3 separate regions of the Homo sapiens genome follow, and regions 1 and 3 are each linked to region 2. Evidence: chromatin contacts called from ENCODE Hi-C or POLR2A ChIA-PET data. All regions are on one chromosome and are shown on one strand. The core of a region is the stretch at or near the end of the contact, and the rest is flanking DNA. Distances in the headings are between cores, read along the strand shown.

What was found. Hi-C counts contacts between places; a loop is a spot of excess contacts on that map. ChIA-PET counts read pairs that join two places held with the same protein, here RNA polymerase II (POLR2A). Pooled maps may share reads with other maps.
Region 1: a pooled map shows a loop between it and region 2 (15-fold over the local background). The contact joins the promoter of ACOT2 here to the enhancer-like site in region 2. A Hi-C loop is called at or near these places in 2 of 37 single-sample maps with no recorded cell type and 8 of 50 pooled maps. POLR2A ChIA-PET finds 5 or more read pairs at or near these places in 2 of 52 experiments (AG04450 and CD8-positive, alpha-beta memory T cell).
Region 3: a loop to region 2 is called in a map with no recorded cell type, with 4 times the contacts of the local background. The contact joins the promoter of ACOT4 here to the enhancer-like site in region 2. A Hi-C loop is called at or near these places in 2 of 37 single-sample maps with no recorded cell type and 2 of 50 pooled maps. POLR2A ChIA-PET finds 5 or more read pairs at or near these places in 1 of 52 experiments (AG04450).

The regions. Positions count from the first base shown.
Region 1 is chr14:73,567,562-73,570,638 of GRCh38, forward strand. ACOT2 (acyl-CoA thioesterase 2) reads left to right here and starts at 1,652. Exons shown (of 3, transcript NM_006821.6): 1 at 1,652-2,322. The coding sequence starts at 1,680. It also overlaps a transcript of HEATR4 not described here. RefSeq lists enhancers at 1-1,068, 2,263-2,432.
Region 2 is chr14:73,695,234-73,698,247 of GRCh38, forward strand. DNAL1 (dynein axonemal light chain 1) reads left to right here. Exons shown (of 8, transcript NM_031427.4): 8 at 669-3,014. The coding sequence ends at 709. Among named protein-coding and RNA genes, the nearest start is that of PNMA1, 18 kb to the right of the region's middle. RefSeq lists an enhancer at 2,697-2,866. Within about 2 kb of position 1,383, at least 4 of the 41 ENCODE cell types and tissues checked have a DNase peak (open chromatin) inside an H3K27ac peak, as active enhancers do.
Region 3 is chr14:73,590,137-73,593,309 of GRCh38, forward strand. ACOT4 (acyl-CoA thioesterase 4) reads left to right here and starts at 1,737. Exons shown (of 3, transcript NM_152331.4): 1 at 1,737-2,280. The coding sequence starts at 1,824. It also overlaps a transcript of HEATR4 not described here. RefSeq lists an enhancer at 1,971-2,470 and a silencer at 2,282-2,351.

The sequences.
Region 1 (3,077 bases), core at 402-2,901, 130 kb before region 2:
AGGACATGAGCAGGGCCAAATAAGGGAATAAAAGCTGGTCACCCCAGCTAGTAGTGGTAACCTGCGTGAGTTCCGCTCCAGGCTGATGGAAGCTTTGTTCTTTTGTACTTCACAATAAACCTTGCTACTGCTCCTTCTTTGGGTCCATACTGCATTTCAGAGCTGTAACACCGTGAAGGTATACAGCTTCACTCCTGAAGCCAAGACCATGAACCCACTGAGAGGAACAAGAAAAACAACTCTGGACCTGCTGCCTTTATGAGCTGTAACACTCACCTTGAAGGTCTGTGGCTTTACTCTTGAAGTCGGTGAGAAGCGAGACCATGAACCCACCAGAAGGAACACATTCCGGACGCATCTGAACATCAGAGGAAACAAACTCCAGACACACTACTTTTCAGAACTGTATTAAGAACTGTAACAGTCACTGCGAGGGTCTGCGGCTTCATTCTTGATGTCAGCGAGACCAAGAATCCACCAGAAGGAACCAATTCCAGACACAGAATTATTTGCCTTCTTACTTCCTGAGAGTTCTAGGCACAGAACATACTTGAGGTGTTATACAAAGGTAATTAGAACTGACAGGGAATTGTATGATTAATGACGTGGGACATGAGAGATTTGGAACGAGATAAAAAGGCTTACCTTGAGGACAGCCTTATTAGGAGCAGAGGCAAACACAGGTTTTGTGGGTTTGAAGCCTACACATTTATAGCTTTCTCTAATTACACAGGTAGGAAATTATAAAATCAGGTACAAGGGCTTGGCAGGGGCCTAAAGCTTAAGTGATGAAAAAAAAAAACACCACACCTCTGGTGAAACCAATAGCTTACGAAAAAGTAGAAAAAAGCGCGATGCATGGGGAGCTCCGGTAGTCCTTTGAGGTATTTGAGAGGCTGAGTCAGGAAGATGGCTTGAGCACCAGGAGTTGGAGGTTTGTAAGTGCAGTGATGGTAAACTGCCGCTGTACTCCAGTCTGGCAATGTAGTGAGACCCTGTCTCTCAAAAAAAAAAAGTAACCCTTGCCTGACTGGGACAATAATTGAGAAACCAGTAAAACAAAATAATAACTATTAGCCGGGCGCGGTGGCTCATGCCTGTAAATCCTAGCATTTTGGGAGGCTGAGGCGGGCGGATTACAAAGTCAGGAGTTTGAGAAATTACTACCTATTACCCCATTTGGCTATTTTTACACTTGTAAGGAATGAAGCTCAGAGGTCACACAGCTAGTAAGAAGCCAGCACCCTTCGATGTGGGATTGATGTGGAGGATAGGCATATACAGAGAACACAAAAGCAAAACACCATGGTGCAGATTTTGAAAGAAAAGCCCTAAGATTAGTAATGAGTGTGAATTATTCAACAAAGTGATCAAAACTAACTCCAGCTCTGCATTCCTCTTCGCCATCAGGAGTTTGGAGCCTGGAGACTGCTAGCTGCCTGGTTCTTTAAGAACCAGCCCTGGTCCAGCCCATTCCGCAGGCCAGCAAGCTTCTGAAAAGCAAACCTAGGAAGTAGCTTTCCAACATAAAGTGGAGGTTTCAACACAGGAGACTTTAAGCAAGTTCCAGTGTGTCTATATTTGGTCTGGCTGATCGGCTGGACTCTGGCCTTCCCCGCTCACGTTAGCAGACAGCTCTGCCCTAGTGGGCGCTTAGCCTGCGACGGCAGCCCGAGAGGATGTCTAACAAGCTTCTTTCTCCCCACCCCCATTCAGTTGTTCTCAGGTCTGAATTCAAAATGGCCTCATCTCCTGCTGTCCTTCGAGCGTCCCGGCTGTACCAATGGAGCCTGAAGAGTTCGGCGCAGTTCCTGGGGTCTCCACAGCTGAGGCAGGTTGGTCAGATCATTAGGGTTCCTGCTCGGATGGCGGCGACGCTGATCCTGGAGCCTGCGGGCCGCTGCTGCTGGGACGAACCGGTGCGAATCGCCGTGCGCGGCCTAGCCCCGGAGCAGCCGGTCACGCTGCGCGCGTCCCTGCGCGACGAGAAGGGCGCGCTTTTCCAGGCCCACGCGCGCTACCGCGCCGACACTCTTGGCGAGCTGGACCTGGAGCGCGCGCCCGCGCTGGGCGGCAGCTTCGCGGGGCTTGAGCCCATGGGGCTGCTCTGGGCCTTGGAGCCCGAGAAACCTTTGGTGCGGCTGGTGAAGCGCGACGTGCGAACGCCCTTGGCCGTGGAGCTGGAGGTGCTGGATGGCCACGACCCCGACCCCGGGCGGCTGCTGTGCCAGACGCGGCACGAGCGCTACTTCCTCCCGCCCGGGGTGCGGCGCGAGCCGGTGCGCGTGGGCCGGGTGCGAGGCACGCTCTTCCTGCCGCCAGGTGACTCACCTCCGCTAATTGTTCCGTGTTCGTTCGCCTTTCACTTTGTGTGTCTCCCCCGCCCCACGCTTTTCGCTTATGTGTATGCCCCCCCGCCGCGCCCCCGGGCTATATTGCCCAGGCAGGTTTCGAATTCCTGGTCTCCAGCTATCTTCCCGCCTCTGCCTCCCTAAGAGCTGGGATTACAGGGTGAGCCACCGCGCCCGGCACTTTGAGGGGAGTTACACTTTTTTTTTTTTTCCGTCCCTGCCCTTTTCACACGAAGAAGGGATGTAGCTTCCAACCTTCCGGAGGTTAGTGTAAAGAAACAGGAATGGAATGGAAAGCTGATTGGGGAAGTGTCCCTGCCGCTCCAAAACTGAGAGGTCCCTCAAACCTAGTGCTCAGTTAAAAGACATTGTAAGGGCCAGGCGCAGTGGCTCACGCTTGTAATCCCAGCACTTTGGGAAGTCTCGGCGGGCAGATCACGAGATCAAAAGATTGAGGCCATCCTGACTAACACGGTGAAACCCCGTCTCTACTAAAAATACAAAACAGTAGCTGGGCGTAGTAGCGGGCGCCTGTAGTCCCAGCTACTCGGGAGGCTGAGGCAGGAGAATGGTGTGAACCCGGGAGGCAGAGTTTGTAGTGAGCTGAGATCGCGCCACTGCACTCCAGCCTGGGCGACAGAGCGAGACTCCGTCTCAAAAAAAAGACATTGTAAGGAAAGGAAAAAGACACTTATATTAAAAACAAAACAGGCCGGGCGCGGTGGC
Region 2 (3,014 bases), core at 133-2,632:
TTTTTGTAGAGATGGGGTCTTGCTATGTTGCCCAGGCTGGTCTCCAACTCCTAGGCTTAAGCGCTTCTCTCATCTGGCCTCCCAAAGTGCTGGAATTAGAGGCAGTGAGCCACCATGCCTGGCCATAGGCATTTTTATTTGCGATTTGGCAGTTAGGGGGCTTAATATTCACAAGTATGTATACTAAACCATTTGAGAATTCCCCTGAGAAGCTTTTCAGATAATTTGAAATTAAAGAGATTATTTTGTGAAATTATTTTTATTACGGCACACTTCATAGTATCTCAGAGCTTCTCAGGTTTTTCTTTTTTCTGAGATGGAGTTTTGCTCTTGTCACCCAGGCTGGAGTGCAATGGTATAATCTTGGCTCACTGCAACCTCTGCCTCCCGGGTTCAAGCGATTCTCCTGCCTCAGCCTCCCAAGTAACTGGGATTACAACCGCCCGCCACCATGCCCAGCTAATTTTTGTATTTTTATAGAGACGGGGTTTCACCATGTTGGCCAGGATGGTCTTGAACTCCTGACCTCAGGTGATCCACCCGCCTCAGCCTCCCAAAGTGCTGGGATTACAGGCGTGAGCCACCGTGCCCGGCCAGGAAAATATTTTCATCTAGAATTTTAGCAATTTTTTGAGAATAACCAGTAATAATTTTCTTTTTCATTTTAGGTACTCCAGTAATTAAAGGGGATGAGGAAGAAGACAACTAATGCCACGCTTTCCACTGTGTGTTAACTTATTTAAATGTCATAAGAACAATAGATAAATTTTATATAATTGTCTATTTTAAAGATTCTGTATGGGACAAAAGTTTCTTAAGATAAAACAGATCACTCATTCTCATCTTTTTTTTTCCTTTAACTTATTCAGTGTTTCTCCCCAAAACTGGTAATGCCAACCTTATATATCCTATTTCTCTTTTTAGAAACCACAAATTTTCGATTTTTGTCTTCAGTCTCAGTTACGTACTGTGTAGCCCCATCTACTAAAACAAAACCTTTGTAGACCAGTCATTTTTAATAACAAAGGAACAAATGTTTTTTTCAGTTTGTTCATTTTTTTTAGGTTAGACATTTTAAAAGATGTACATTTGAAAATTCAGAACATTTTTCCTGAAGGTCTGTCTCTGTACAATTCAGAAGCACATGCCTTTAGCTCAGAAGGCAGCATGGTGATGGGAAGAGTTCCTCTTAGAAATACAGCAGGTCCGGAACCAAGACTCCAAAGTTCCATTGGAAAAGATATGGTGAAAAAAGGAAAAAGTAGTATCTCAGAGACCTTCTAGTCTATATTATACTTATTTGTTTTTCCAAAAATGTGCACATTGTCAACTGGAATTTAGGTTGTTTTTATATGCATGGCCACTTGAGTCATTGTGTACAGTCATTCTGTGATCTCAGTTAGTGGTTAAAATGACTGTCATGATCATTTCTTTGACTGATAATGTGGCAATGTTACTCATGTGGACCTCGCCTTAAGCACACATTTTGGTTTTATAGTTCCTTATGTGTTTAAAGCATTAGTTATATTTGAATTCCTAGACTAAATGCTGGCCATTGATGTATGTCAAAATTTACCCTAATTATTTGGTCTGGTGACCCTCATTGTTGGGAAAAGTGACTACCATGGTTATAAGTAAGGGTATAATGAAACTTAGTATTTCAAAATATATTTTTTGAGAAGTTCTAAGTTAAACAGCTCTTAAAATGTATTATGTACGTGGTTGTGGAGGGAAGGGAGATGTTTCATTATGAGATCCCAGGCAAATGGCAATATGTTTGAGGATTGTCTCCTACATAAAGCAGTGTAGGTGATTTAACCTCAAAATTGCAAAGCAATAGTTAGATGCAGAGGTTAGAATTTATCATGTAAACAAAAAATCCTTCAGGAAAATGTAAGACATTGTAGTCAGTAAGCAGATGAGGTCATAGGAGGCCATGGCTGGATCACTATTAGATTGCAGAAAAGAAGTCAGGGGCCCTCTGCCAAATTGTGCCTAAAGTCCCTCAGAGACTGTTGATTCTGGTTTCCCCATCTACTTGTGTGATTTTACTTGCATAAAATCACAGTGAAAGAGGGAAGAATCATCTTTAAAAAGTGATTGCATAAGTAGTCCTGGGTTTCAGAAGATTTCAGCTATCATTTACATAGGAATTACTTGATTTTTCTAAGTTACTCTGATCAAAAGGGACCACTGCTTTGACAATCAACTCTAAATACAAACAAGAGGCCAGGCGTGGTGGCTCATGCCTGTCATCCCAGCACTTTGGGAGGCCGAGGCGGGCGGATCATCTGAGATCAGGAGTTCAAGACCAGCCTGACCAACATGGTGAAACCCCGTCTCTACTAAAAATACAAAAATTAGCCAGTCCTGGTGGTGGGCGCCTGTAGTCCCAACTACTCGGGAGGCTGAGGCAGGAGAATCATTTGAACCCGGGAGGCGGAGGTTGCAGTGAGCCGAGATTGCGCCATTGCACTCCAGCCTGGGCAATAGAGCGAGACTCCATATTTAAAAAAAAAAAAAAAAAAAAAAGAGGAAAACTTGGTCTAACACCCTTTTAGTTTTCTTTTCTCTCTTCTTTTCAATCTGATAGGAAGAAACCTTATTCTACTCTAGCTGGTTTATGCATTCAAAGCCTTTGGACATTTCTTTTATGAACCATAGGCAATGAGCCTTCATTCTCCTTGGTGATGTTTTAAGTTCCATAAACTGAGAGGGAAGATGATCTTCTTAAAGTTTGCACTTCCTTCAGTAGGCAAGCTTGAAGCCATGTTGATATGGATATGTTTTCTAAAAGTAACCCTGGAAGTGAATATAATAGGAAGTAAGTGATTTCATATTGAATTTATTTGTAAAATGGCTTAGAGTTTTGGTGTTTGTTTTTTCTGAATTCTGTAATATAGAAACTGGTTCTCTTTCTCCTTGTTTCTCAATGACTTTTAATTACAGGTAGTTCTCAGACAAATGTAAGATACTTTTCTCTGTCCATTTCATGCAAAATTCATATTCAGTAT
Region 3 (3,173 bases), core at 487-2,986, 100 kb before region 2:
TTCCCTTATCTGGCCCCACCCACATCCTGCTGATTGGCCCATTTTACAGAGAGCCGATTGGTCCGTTTTGACAGGGTGCTGATTGGTTCGTTTACAATCCCTGAGCTAGACACAAAAGTTCTCCACCTCCCCACTAGATTAGCTAGATACAGAGTGCCGATTGGTGTATTCACAAACCCTGAGCTAGACACAGGGTGCTGATTGGTGTGTTTACAATCCCTTAGCTAGACATAAAGATTCTCCAAGTCCCCACCAGACTCAGGAGTCCAGCTGGCTTCACCCAGTGGATGCCGCACGGGGTTCGCAGGTGGAGCTGCCTGCCAGTCCCGCGCCGTGCGCCCGCACTTCTCAGCCCTTGGGCGGTCGATGGGACTGGGCGTTAGTGGAGCAGGGAGCGGAGCTCGTTGAGGAGGCTCGGACCGCGCAGAAGCTCACGGCGGGGGCGGGGGCTCAGGCATGGCGGGCTGCAGGTCCCGAGCCCTGCGCCGCGGGGAGGCAGCTAAGGCCCGCTGAGAAATCGAGCACAGCAGCTGCTGCCCCAGGTGCTAAGCCCCTCACTGCCCGGGGCTTGCGGGCCGGCCGGCCGCTCCAAGTGCGGGGCCGCCGAGCCCACGCCCACCCGGGACTCGCGCTGGCCCGCAAGCCCCGCGGGCAGCCCCGGTTCCCGCCCGCGCCTCTCCCTCCACACCTCCCAGTAAGCTGAGGGAGCCGACTCCGGCCTTGGCCAGCCCAGAAAGGGGCTCCCACAGTGCAGCGGCGGGCTGAAGGGCTCCTCAAGCGCGGCCAGAGTGGGCGCCAAGGCCGAGGAGGCGCCGACAGCGAGCGAGGGCAGCCAGCATGCTGTCACGTATCACTAGCACTTTGGGACTACAGAGGCAGGAGGATAGTTTGTGCTCAGGAGTTCGAGACCAGCCTGGGAAACAGGGTGACACCTCCTCTCTAAAAATAAACATTTAAAAATTAACGTGGCATGGTGGTGCGCTGTCTGTAGTCACAGCTACTCCGAAGGCTGAGACAGGAGGATCACTTGAGCCTGGGAGGTGGAGGCTGCAGTGACCTGTGATCGAGCCACCGCCTTGCAGCCTGGATGACAGAGAGAGACCCTGTCTCAAATACAACAAAAAAGCAGGCCGGGCGCAGCGGCTCACGCCTGTAATCCCTAGCACTTTGGGAGGCCAAGGCGGGAAGATCACTTGAAGTCAGGAGTTCAAGACCAGCCTGGCCAACATGGTGTAACTCCCTCTTTACTAAAAATACAAAAATTAGCGGCATGGTGGCGCGCGCCTGTAATCCCAGGTACTCGGGAGGCTGAGGCAGGAGAATCGCTTGAACCCAGGAGGCGGAGATTGCAGTGAGCCGAAGCGCCACTGCACTCCAGCCTGGGCGACAGAGGAGACTCTGTTTCAAAAAAAAAAAAAGTTAAAAACAAAACCTTCCATGGAGCCCATGAAAGGCTGGAATTTGGCTTGATCTCATTGGCTTTTGGTTTCACCACAAATTGATCATCCAACAACTTTCATTCCAACAACCGAGGGTGGTGTGAGGCAGAGAGGCTTTCTACGGGGTGGGTTGGGCGCCACACCTTGCGCGCCCCGGGGCCCAAGGAGACGACCCTGAAGAGGAGCCTGGCTACTTTTGCCTCAGACGAGTCCGGAGCGCCGGGTTAACCGGTCTGAAGTCCCAGGGGCTTTCTGGGACTGCTCAGCCACCGGCAGCTTCCGGCACCAGGGGACGCCGGACGCCGTCCGGACATTCGGCGCGCTTGCCACGATCTTGGACGGGTCTCGGGCCTCGACCTTTGAATTCCCCGCTCCGGCTCCAAGATGTCAGCAACGCTGATCCTGGAGCCCCCAGGCCGCTGCTGCTGGAACGAGCCGGTGCGCATTGCCGTGCGCGGCCTGGCCCCGGAGCAGCGGGTTACGCTGCGCGCGTCCCTGCGCGACGAGAAGGGCGCGCTCTTCCGGGCCCACGCGCGCTACTGCGCCGACGCCCGCGGCGAGCTGGACCTGGAGCGCGCACCCGCGCTGGGCGGCAGCTTCGCGGGACTCGAGCCCATGGGGCTGCTCTGGGCCCTGGAACCCGAGAAGCCTTTTTGGCGCTTCCTGAAGCGGGACGTACAGATTCCTTTTGTCGTGGAGTTGGAGGTGCTGGACGGCCACGACCCCGAGCCTGGACGGCTGCTGTGCCAGGCGCAGCACGAGCGCCACTTCCTCCCGCCAGGGGTGCGGCGCCAGTCGGTGCGAGCGGGCCGGGTGCGCGCCACGCTCTTCCTGCCGCCAGGTGAGCCAGGCTGCTGGCGGGTGGTGTGAGCGTCAGTGGCCTGAGTCTCCGTTTGTTTCCAGTGCTGATTTAGCACTGGTTTGGTTTTGGAGCAAGATCAGAGAAGCTAACATTGACTATGTCAGTGGCCACTCTACCAAAATAGAGGGTTTGGTACCGGGCGTGGTGACTAACGCCTGTAATCCCAGCACTTTGGGAGGCCGAGATGGGCGGATCACTTGAGATCAGGAGTTTGAGACCAGACTGGCCAGCATGGTGAAACGCTGACTCTACCGAAAATACAAAAATTAGTCCAGCCTGGTGGCACACGCCTGTAGTCCCAGCCACTCGGGAGGCTGAGGCACGAGAATCGCTTGAACCTGGGAGATGGAGGTTGCAGTGAGCCGAGATCGCACCACTGCACTCCAGCCTGGGTGACAGAGCGAGACTCCGTCTCAAAAAAAGAAAAAAGAAAAAAAAGGATTTTTTGTTAGGCTGTGTACTACGGTTTTTACTTGCATTCTATCAGTTAGTCTCTATAATATCCCAATGAAGTTGGTATTGTTATTCTGCAGATGAAAAAACAGGTTCAGGTCGTCAGGTACATTATCCACTTTGCTATTAATCACTACCCTACAGATTTCTACAGGCATCAGCCTGACTTGTCTAAGGCAGAATGATGACAGTGAATGAAGCTATTACCATGTCGTCTTCTCTAGTGTTCTAGGCACACTGTCTCTTCTCCACTTCTTCATGTGCTGCTTTATCACAGGTCACACTTCAGACTCCACTGCCTTTCTCACCTAAAACCATCTCTGGGTATTTCTTTTTCTTTCCTCCCTTTCTACATAGACATCTGAAATATCAGTACACTAAAAACCAGAGGGCTGATGCAACAGAACATAAAGTTTTGT